Linked DNA regions of Homo sapiens: region 1 is linked to region 2. Evidence: chromatin loops called from intact Hi-C (ENCODE). Cell type or tissue: mammary epithelial cell. All regions are shown on one strand.

Region 1 (5,000 bases), 340 kb after region 2:
CCTGTAGCCGGTGACAGCCCCTGCATATCTGCACCACACCTTCATCCGTGATACGCTGAGGAAAAGCAGCACAGAAAGAAAAGTCAGAGGACACCAGCAATACCAAAACGGGAGCAGCAGAAAAGTATCTGCTGTTGTTCAGTTTTGGTTGCTGATTACTAGCATTTTATCCAAATAACTTCAACAAAATAAGTAGAGGGTAGACAGGTACTTGTGTTATCTCTGCACAGCTTTAAAATATTTCAGCAATTTAGATAAGATACATGCATCCAGGAAAAAATAAAGTAAAAATTTTAAATAATATAAATGGAGAATAAAAGTTTAAAATTCCATTTCTCCCTCACTAGTCATCAAAATATAGATTTTTTCATAAAATTTATAAACTCATAATTTAAAAATCTGATTAAAGAACTTTTGAGGCTTTCCTAGTTTAACTGACATTAATATTTGATTGGATTTCTGCAGATTAATGCTTTAGATATTTACAATATACACATATATTTATATTTCATCAAATGTTTTAGACAATAGGAAAATTAAATAAATCACAAAATTATTGATAAATACCTTAAATTCTATGAATTTGGCCATGAAGATTCAAAATAATATGTTCACTTAAACAGACTACTTCATATAGAAATAAACACGCACATCTATATTATACTTCAAGCCATCAGCCACTGCTATGCTACACGTAAGTCAAGGTCCTATTTTTGAGTAGTCCTGGCCCATATGGTCAACGTTTGTCCATAAGATAGTTTCTGGTTTTTTTCCCCACCACTAGGGACTCTAAAGATTTATAATATATTCATTTAAAGCTGAATGCAAGGGTTTTCCCTTACCTTTCTCAAAATCTATGTTCCCCTTGAAAACCTGGTAGGATGTAGCAAGCATCCTCTTCAATTATCAACATTTACAATGGCAGTGGAGAAGGACCAATAGTTTTTCATAGGCTAATGTCCTGATGAAAATGCCACCTTGCTCTTGCCTATGCGTTTTATTCTTTAAAGCATTTTTGCATGTGTTATTTCATTTTATCCACTGAAACAACGTGAGAGGAGTCATCATCCTTAATTTATAAGTTAAAAAAAAAGACACTTCATGTCTTAAAACTATTTAGTGACCAATTCACTGCATTCCTCAATAGCGTCCCTAATACTCTATTCAACAAAATCAAGACCTAGTCTGTATTATTTTTAGGGGAGATGTCAGTGGCTTTATATTGAGTATGATTCCTTTTTGTTGTTGTTGTTGTTCCAGCTTGTGACAAATTGGTAGGTTATATAAGGACACAGGATGGAAATCAGGGTGTGGCAACACAGCCCATCTCAGGTGCCTAGGGGGCTGCAGGGAGGCCTGAGGCAGACTGCTTTGGGAGACAAGATAGAGCAAACAGTGTTCAGGAAAGGCACGCTACTTACTGAGCAGGACTGCAAGTTGAGGCTCACAAGCTCATGGCAGTAATTCTGAATGTGTTTCAGAGCTTCATCTTCTAACTGAGTGGACAGAGAAAACAAAAGACAGCTGGAATCCAGGTGAGGGAACAGTGGGACACCAAGAAAAATGCAAAAGCAGCTTTCTGGATGATGTGCCCACACCTGACACATAACACAAACAGCTGTATCAACCCTCTGGTACCTGTGTGCAGCCCCTCAGGAGCAGGGCTTTCAGGCCTCGACAACCTCGCACCAGTGCCTCGATGCCATCCTTCGTGATCTGATCACACCAAGAGAGGTTCAGGTACTCCAGGTTTCGGCAGCCCTCACTGAGAGAACAAGAAACAAAAACTTATGTGCAGTCTCTCCTGTAGAGAGTTAATGACCAACTCTGAGTTTAGTACATCACAAGAAATTCCGAAGGGGAGACCATGCCTGGGACCTCTTGGAGTCACCTATTTCTTGCTGGATCCAACGTGACCATTAAGAAGGTTTCCAGAATGTTCATAGCTTTGGGTATTTCTCTTGACACAAACAATGGGCACTCTTACCTGATCCCCTTCAAGGAGCTGTTTGTAATAGACACACAGGAGGTCAGATCCAGATGTTTCAGCTTGGAACAGAATCTGCTAAGGCTATAACACGTGCTGAAAAAGAGCAGACGCACTAAAGATATTTTCAACCACGTTTCTCTCCCTTCTCTCTCCCCGTGGCTATTTGGTCACCAATTAATCTTCATTACTTACCTGTCAGTGATTTTTGTGCATCCATTGAGGTTCAAATGTTCAATGTTTCGGCAGTTCTGTGCAAAGGTCCTAAAATGAGAAAACATTTTAAAGCTCCCTGCAAGTTGCTGGACAGCCACTAGAGGGCATATGAAACCATTCACGCTTAGAACAGCGCTCCCTCAAACTTAATTAAAGCGCGTAACAATCAGCTAGGGTTCTTGTCACAGTGCAGATTCTGATGATAGATCTAGAATGGGGCTCGACAGTCTGCAGTTCAAAGAAACTCCCAGGTGATGCCAGTGCTGCTAGTCTAGGGACCACGTTTTGAGAAGCAGAGTCCTAGACTACCTATCAATCAGTTCTCCTTTACCCACAGCTTGGTGAGTCATCACCGAATCATGAGAATAGAGGCCTAGCTCCCTGCTCCCTCCGCTCTACAAAAAAATCAATTTGAACCAAGGGGGCAAATCTTCTAGTACTGTGCCATGCTGTCACTTGCTTACCCTAGAGCCTTTCCAGAGAAACCATTTCTGGCGATTGATAGAAGACGTCTAGCAGTTAATCAGTATCAAGACCCACTCATTTTACTGGTGAGGACATTCAGTCATGAAGAGGAACTTCCTCATTGATCTGTGGGTTGGTAGCAAGGCCAGAAGCAGCACATTAAAACGCCCTATTCACCACTCACTGCTTAACATATTCAGCAAGGACTAGCTCAGGTCGTCTCCATCATTCTGAAATACAGCTTTGAGATTTGCTCCTTCCAACCTGCCCTGGTACCGGTAGGGGGAACCAAGCCTGATGGGACTGTCTGAGATGAAGAAATGGGGCTGAAATTCTAGGAAGACCAAGGCAGCTGGAGTTATCTGGCAAGAGCATTGGAGTAGAGAGAACGTCACAAAGAGAACTCCAGAGATCTGTGGAGGGTGCCCCTCAAGAATTAAGTACAGGCCAGGCATGGTGGCTCATGCCTGTAATCCCAGCACTTTGGGAGACCAAAGCAGGAGGATCCCTTGAGCCCAAGAGTTTGAGACCAGCCTAGGCAACACAGTGAGACTCTATCTCCAAAACAACAACAACAACAAAAAGAATTCAGTACCACACTGATCAATGTATGCATGTGATGAAACTACCCAAAGCCCAAGGCCAGGGAATCAGAATGAACAAAAAGCATTAAAGGAAACAGTAGCCAGAGCTCACCGAGGGCAAGGAATAGTGCCCATTTCTACCAACCAAGAGTGAAAAATGCCACAATTCTTGGGGCATTGGGTAGAGTATTGAGAATAGTCTTCCTTTAGGAGTGGCGCATAATTAGCCCTAAACACTGCTTTGGTACAACCTAACAAATCTTAAAAACAAGACCTAACAGGAACTATTCCCAATTAAGTCAACTGTATCCCAGAACAAAACCTGAGTATTTATAGGAATACAAAAATATCTGCACCCAACAAAGTAAAATTCAAAATGTCTGGCATTGAACAAAAAATTATCATGTTTTCATAGAAGGAGGAAAATATATCCACAATAAAGAGAAAAGGTAATCCACCAAAACCTACTCTAAACTGACACAAATAGCATAAACAACAAAGGTATTAAAAGTTATAATGTTATTGCCTAGAATATATTTCTATGAAGCTAACAATTAAACATGTTATGTAGACACATGGAAAAATAAGAGATCCAAGTTAAACTTTTAGATATGAAAACCGGCCAGATGCAGTGGCTCACACCTGTAATCCCAGCACTTTGGGAAGCTGAGGCAAGCAGATCACTTGAGGTCAGAAGTTCAAGATCAGCCTGGCCAACATGGTGAAACCCTGTCTCTACTAAAAAAAAAAAAAAAAAAAATTAGCTGGTATGGTGGCACATGCCTGTAGTTCCAGCTGCTTGGGAGGCTGAGGCAGGAGAATCACTTGAACCCGGGAGGTGGAGGTTGCAGTGACCCTTGATCACACCACTACACTCTAGCCTGGGCCACAGAGCGAGACTCCATCTCAAAAAAAAAAAAAAAATGAAAACCACAATGGCTGATATAAAACTTTACTGGATGAGATTAACAACAGATTAGATATGGCAGAAGAAAAGATTAGTGAACTTGAAGACATAGCAATAGCAACTATCAAAAACGAAACACAGAAACAGAAATAGAACAGAGCATGAACGAACTGTAGGACAACTTCAAGCAACCTAATATACATGCGATTGGAATCACTAAATAAGAGAGACAGAGGAAGAAGGAAAAAATACTGAAGAAATAATTGCCAAAATTTTCCCCAAACTTTATGAAAACAATAAACCCATAGACCCAAGGAACTCAAAGAACCACAAGTGCAAGAAACATGAAGAAAAACACACCAAGGCATATAATAACCAAATTGATCAAAACCAGTGACAGATTAGCCATGCGTGGTAGTGTGTGCCTGTAGTCCCAGCCACTTGGGAGGCTGAGGTGGGAGGATCACTTGAGCTCAGGAGGTGGAGGTTACAGTGAGCCAAGGTGGTGCCACTGCACTCCACCCTGGGTGACAGAGTGAGACTCCAGAGAGAGGAAGAGAGAGAGAGAGAAACCAGTGATAGGAAAACCCTAAAAACAGCCAGAAAACAAAGCCATGTTATGTACAGAGAATAAAACATAAGGGTGACAGCAGATTTATCACTGGTAATGAAAAAGCAAGAAAACAGAGGAGCACCATCCTTAAAATACAAAAAACAAAAAATAGTCACTACAGAATTCTAGACTCAGCAATTTTTTTTTTTTTTTGAGACGGAGTCTCGCTCTGTCACCCAGGCTGGAGTGCAGTGGTGCAATCTCGGCTCACTGCAAGCTCCGCCTCCC
Region 2 (5,000 bases):
GCAGGAAAAGATGGATGTTTCCGATCGAGCAGAGAGAGTGAATTTGGCCTTTCTCCACACTTGTGTTCTGTTCAGGCCTCAACGAATTGGATGATGTCCACTGACATTGGGAAGGGCCATCTGCTTTACTCAGCTCACCAATTCAAATGATAATCTCTTCCATAAACTCTCTCACAGACACACTCAGAAATAATGTTTTGCCAGCTATTTGGGCATCTCTTGCCCCAGTCAAGTTGACACATAAAATTAACCATCACACATAGTTTACTTGATTGAGGCATAGTCTGAGGGAAATTACAACCAATTAAAGATGGAAGAAACTTTACAAACTCAATACAATGTGAAACACAGAAATACTGAAAAAAGAACACAGAAAACAGTCAATTTCTTTGAATTTTGAGTTTGTTTATTCTTAGTTATTGTGAATATTTCAAATATCAATTTTTGTTGAATTCATTCACTCATTTAACTTAAATTGGCCACCCATTATTTGCTAGGCACCACCCTAGGAAAACACAAAGGTTCCTGGAGCTTTCTGTGTATTAGAAGAGAAAGATATTACATAAATAATCATTTTGTTGTGATTGGGAATAATTGTCAAGAAGATAAACACAGTGTGCTTTTGGAATGTATTAGACAACTTTACCCCCACCAGAATGGCTAAAACTAATAACCCTGACCATATCAAATATTGTGGAGCAACTGGAACTCTCAAGCATTGCTGGTGGGGATTTAATATGATCCAGTCACTTTGGTAAACAATTTGGCAGGTTCTTCTAAAGTTAAACATACAACTTACAAGACCTAGTAATGCCAGTCCTTGGTATTTATTTACCCATGAGAGAAGAAAATATATCCACACAAAAACTTGTGCACTAACCGTTGTAGCAGCTTTATTCATAATTATAAAAAATAGGAAACAACCCAAATATCTACCAACAAGTGAATGGATCGACAAATGGTAGTGATTCCACAGAATGGAAAGCAATAAAAAGGAATGGACTTCTGAGACACCAACAGCGCTGGATGGACCCCAAACGTTATGCTAAAAGAAACCAGACTCCAAAGAAGCACAGACTGTATGAAGTTCAGGAACAGGGAAAACTATGTTACCATGCTAGAAATCAAATTAGAATTGCCTAGGGAAGAGCAGATAATTGGGAAGTGTCCTGGGACTTCCTGGGGTGTTGGAAACGTGCTGTACCCTCACTGGGGTGGCGGTTCCACGGGTGAATACATTTGCCGAAACTCATGAAGTGTACGCTGAAAATCTGTGCGTTTTACTTTAGGCAAACCTAAGTTTTGTTTTGTTTTGTTTTTTTAAGTATTACACAGTGACTGTGGTGGTGGCTGGAAGCAGAAGTCAGGAGTGTATTCTTTTTTTTTTTTTTTTTTAAACCGGCAGTGGGGGCGGGAAAGGGGGATGCCAAGTACTTTCCTAAGTGTTGAATACAAGTGGAGGCAAACTTGGAAACGTTCCACATTTCACAGGGCGAGGGCAGGGTGCCCTGACAGCGGCTAGCAAAGAACGGCCCGCCTCCCAGGGGGCTCGGCCCAACTCGGACCCCAAGTCTCCCTAGAGGTCCTATCGCTCCCAGCGGTTTCCGCAGCCACCTCCACCACCTCCGCAGCAAAACGCTAGCCGGACTGGAGGGCCCTCGCCGGCGTCGTGCTGACGTCACGCGCGTGCTGACGTCGCCCGCGGCCGCGGCCTCTGAAGCGGGCTGGGGATCGGGGGGCGCCGAGTTTGACTAGTTTGGGGGCGGCTGGGCGCTTGGCGTTCCTCCCGCCGCCCGCTGCGCCCCGCAAGCCGCGCCCCTGGCGGGCTAAGTGAGTCCCGCCCGCTCCCGCGGGGACCCGCACTGGAGGCTGGGCGGCTCTCGGCGAAAGTTGGCCGCTCACAGACTGGCAGGCGGGCGGGCGGCCGCAGCCATGGAGCCCCGCAGCATGGAGTACTTCTGCGCCCAGGTGCAGCAGAAGGACGTCGGCGGCCGGCTGCAGGTCGGCCAGGAGCTCCTGCTCTACCTTGGCGCCCCCGGCGCCATCTCGGACCTGGAGGAGGACCTGGGCCGCCTAGGCAAGACAGTCGACGCGCTCACCGGCTGGGTGGGTTCGAGCAACTACCGGGTAAGCGACGGCGGCGAGGCTGGGCTGGTCACGCCCTCCGCGGCAGCCCTTTAATCCCGGACGCGAGCGCCGGGCCGGGAAAGCTCCCGTCCGAACCACTGCTTAAGAGGGGAAACACACTTTGGGAAGCACAGGCGGGCGGATCACGAGGTCAGGAGTTCGAGACCAGCCTGACCAACATGGTGCAACCCCGTCTCTACTAAAAATACAAAAATTAGCCGGGCGTGGTGGCGGGCGCCTGTAATCCCAGCTACCCAGGAGGCTGAGGCAGGAGAATCGCTTGAATCTAGCAGGCAGAGGTTGCAGTGAGCCGAGATCGAGCCACTGCACTCCAGCCTGGGCGACAGAGTGAGACTCTGTCTCAAAAAAAGTAAAAAATAAATAAAAATAGGGGAAACAGGGGGGTCCCGCGTCCCCACTGGGCAGACCGCCTCTTCGTACGCGAGCCGAGGACTGACTTGTGACCACATTTTTCTACACTTGTGGACAATGACAAATTCAGCGATTCCGTGACACGTTGCGGAGTTACTAGGACACAATGTTGATCACTTATTTTGAAAAAAAAATCAGTGAAAGACTTCGACATTTGTGTTCACCTGTGTAAACACTACCCAGACCAACAGATAGGACATTAGGATACGATTTTAGGTTGATGTGTCTTAGTAGATAGGCTAATGCTGGGGGGGAAAAAGTTACAAAGATGAGGTGCGAGAAAGAATGAGCCTTTCTGAAGAGTTGGTGGTAGGCAGGGTGTAATGTAGCCGCGTTGGGAGGCCAGGTAAATATTTTGTATTTAACTTGCCCCGTAGTCGTTAGTAGTTACTTTTCTTTCTTGTCTTCTGGTGGCAGTGTTGCTTTAAAATGCTGACTGCAGCTTCCCATGGATGAAGTGATTCTTCTTAGTAACATATTCTCATGATCCAGCGAATAGGCTGTACTTTGAAACCTTTTATTCAAAAAGAGAAGAAAGACAAACTCTAGAATTATGACGCAGATTTAATGGTAAAGCCCAGATGAGTTTTGGAAAGGTTAGACTTTTTACAAGGACAATAAAGTTTGAGAGTTACCCACGTCGATGCTTCATTACATACCATCTCTTGATTATTATTTTTAAAACGTTTGGGGAAAAGGTAATTTAATAATATATCATTACCATTTGGGAGATTATTTCTTTGGAAGAAACAAGCTAAATTTACTCTGTAAGAAAGGCATATACATATTCACACTCAAGATAGTTGATTTTATGCTACAGCATAGACTGTTGTAGAAAGACAGCGCTTTGGTAATGTTTGCACCCCTTCCGAAGTTAAGATTGGTGTGCCATCTTCTACACGGGCTGTTGTGAATTGGCTTTGGGCCATTTCACTCCTCAGATGTACCTCAGTGAATGACAGTTGAGCAATCACGCTGATATTCTGTGATACCACAGTATGCTAGTTTTCTGTTATGCCTCTAAGCCCTACTTCTACTCGGTGCTGTGTTTTTAACTGTTCTTTAAGAGTTAGAATCCATCAGGGGTCTCATCCGGGTTCTTTTCTGTTTTCACTACGTATTTTCTCCATGCTCCTCACTAGATAATGTAGCCCAAGACAATTTCAGCAGTCAGAAGAGAACTGCCATAGTCTCCCACCACCTGTCTATACACTTCCTTGTAGCTGTGACCATATAATCTTCCTTTTTCCTTGTTAGAATAGATAAATTGCCTGTTTTCCTCATTTATGCAATTCCCTCCACGAAAGTATTAGATTCCATGCCTTCTTGCTTACTCAAGGACATTGATCCATCAATTCTGCTCTCTTTCCTAAATCACTAGTTCTTCCCTTTCTGTTGAATTCTATAGCATAGAAACTTTTCTGACATTGCTAGGGAAAGGGCATTCTAATTAATCTGTTGCTTTAAGTTTTATAAGCTAAGTTACCCAACTGGGTAATCTTTTTTTTTTTTTTTTTTTTTTTTTTTTACTTAAGATACAATAAAACATACTTAACTGTTTTAAAAAGTGTGTCATAGGAGCTTTTGAACATACAAATAGAATCATACTTCAATTTCAGTTTATACTGAACAAAATACAGTTTTTCTTTGAATTGGTAGTACTTCAGAATCTGAGTGTCTTAACAGTCATTGTGTTAGTAAATTTGAGTGCCTCCTGTATGCTGGGTATTCAAGATGCTAAGGATCCATCCAGCTTTGAACAAGACAAGGCCCATTCATTCAGCTGCATTAGGATATTTATCGATGACCTATTATTATCAGGAACTTACTCTTCTAGGCATTGCAGATACAATGTGAAAAAAAGACAAATCCTTGTCTTTGTGGACTTAGATTCTAGTAGGAGGAGAGGAATAAGCAGGAAAGATAAATAAAATGTATAGTGTGTTAGATGGTGATAAGTGGTTTGGAGAAAAAAACAATGAAGGGAATAGGGAATACTAGGCAAGATGCATATGTTGGAATTTTAAATAGTTGGTCGTTAAAGACCTCATTGAGAAGGTGACTTAACAGAAGATGGGAAAGTGAGATCCCTGCCATTGCATTAGAAAGAGGTAGACAGGTATAGAAATTAGATCATTTCAGATAGCATGTGCTTGTAAATCAACATGGTATGAAATGATTATGAGACTCTACTTTGGGTGGTCAAGAAAGGTGACATGTGAGTGCAGACACTGAAGAAACATAAGAGTCAAGAATGATTGAAGCAGAGGAAACAGCAAATTCAGAGACCCTAGTTTTGTTGAGGAACATAAAGCCAGCCTGGCTAGAGTTTAAATGAGTGAGGTGTTAAGAAAGACGAAGTTGAGGAAGCAGCTGTAAAGTCATAGGATTTTATTCTAAATGTGGTGGCAGTAACTGGGCAGGTATAACATCATAGGATT

Evidence for each region. Peaks named below come from ENCODE experiments on the same cell type or tissue, not always from the same donor. Only the 100,000 strongest peaks of a DNase experiment are listed, where the experiment ranks them.
Region 1: a loop joins it to region 2, with 3 times the contacts of the local background. A loop is called at or near these places in 5 of 110 quality-filtered maps.

What each region holds. Positions count from the first base shown.
Region 1 is chr3:33,370,343-33,375,342 of GRCh38, reverse strand. It overlaps FBXL2 (F-box and leucine rich repeat protein 2), which reads right to left. Exons shown (of 15, transcript NM_012157.5): 6 at 2,183-2,251; 7 at 1,988-2,083; 8 at 1,639-1,765; 9 at 1,422-1,496; 10 at 1-55. Among named protein-coding and RNA genes, the nearest start is that of UBP1, 68 kb to the left of the region's middle. In mammary epithelial cell, a CTCF peak has its summit at 2,307 (motif pointing right); a DNase peak (open chromatin) is centred at 2,532; H3K27ac peaks cover 338 bases.
Region 2 is chr3:33,714,935-33,719,934 of GRCh38, reverse strand. It overlaps CLASP2 (cytoplasmic linker associated protein 2), which reads left to right and starts at 1,681. Exons shown (of 39, transcript NM_001365631.1): 1 at 1,681-2,127. The coding sequence starts at 1,933. RefSeq lists an enhancer at 1,320-1,409 and a silencer at 1,610-1,949. In mammary epithelial cell, a CTCF peak has its summit at 2,986; DNase peaks (open chromatin) are centred at 1,684, 2,014 and 2,954; H3K4me3 peaks cover 2,491 bases; H3K27ac peaks cover 2,627 bases.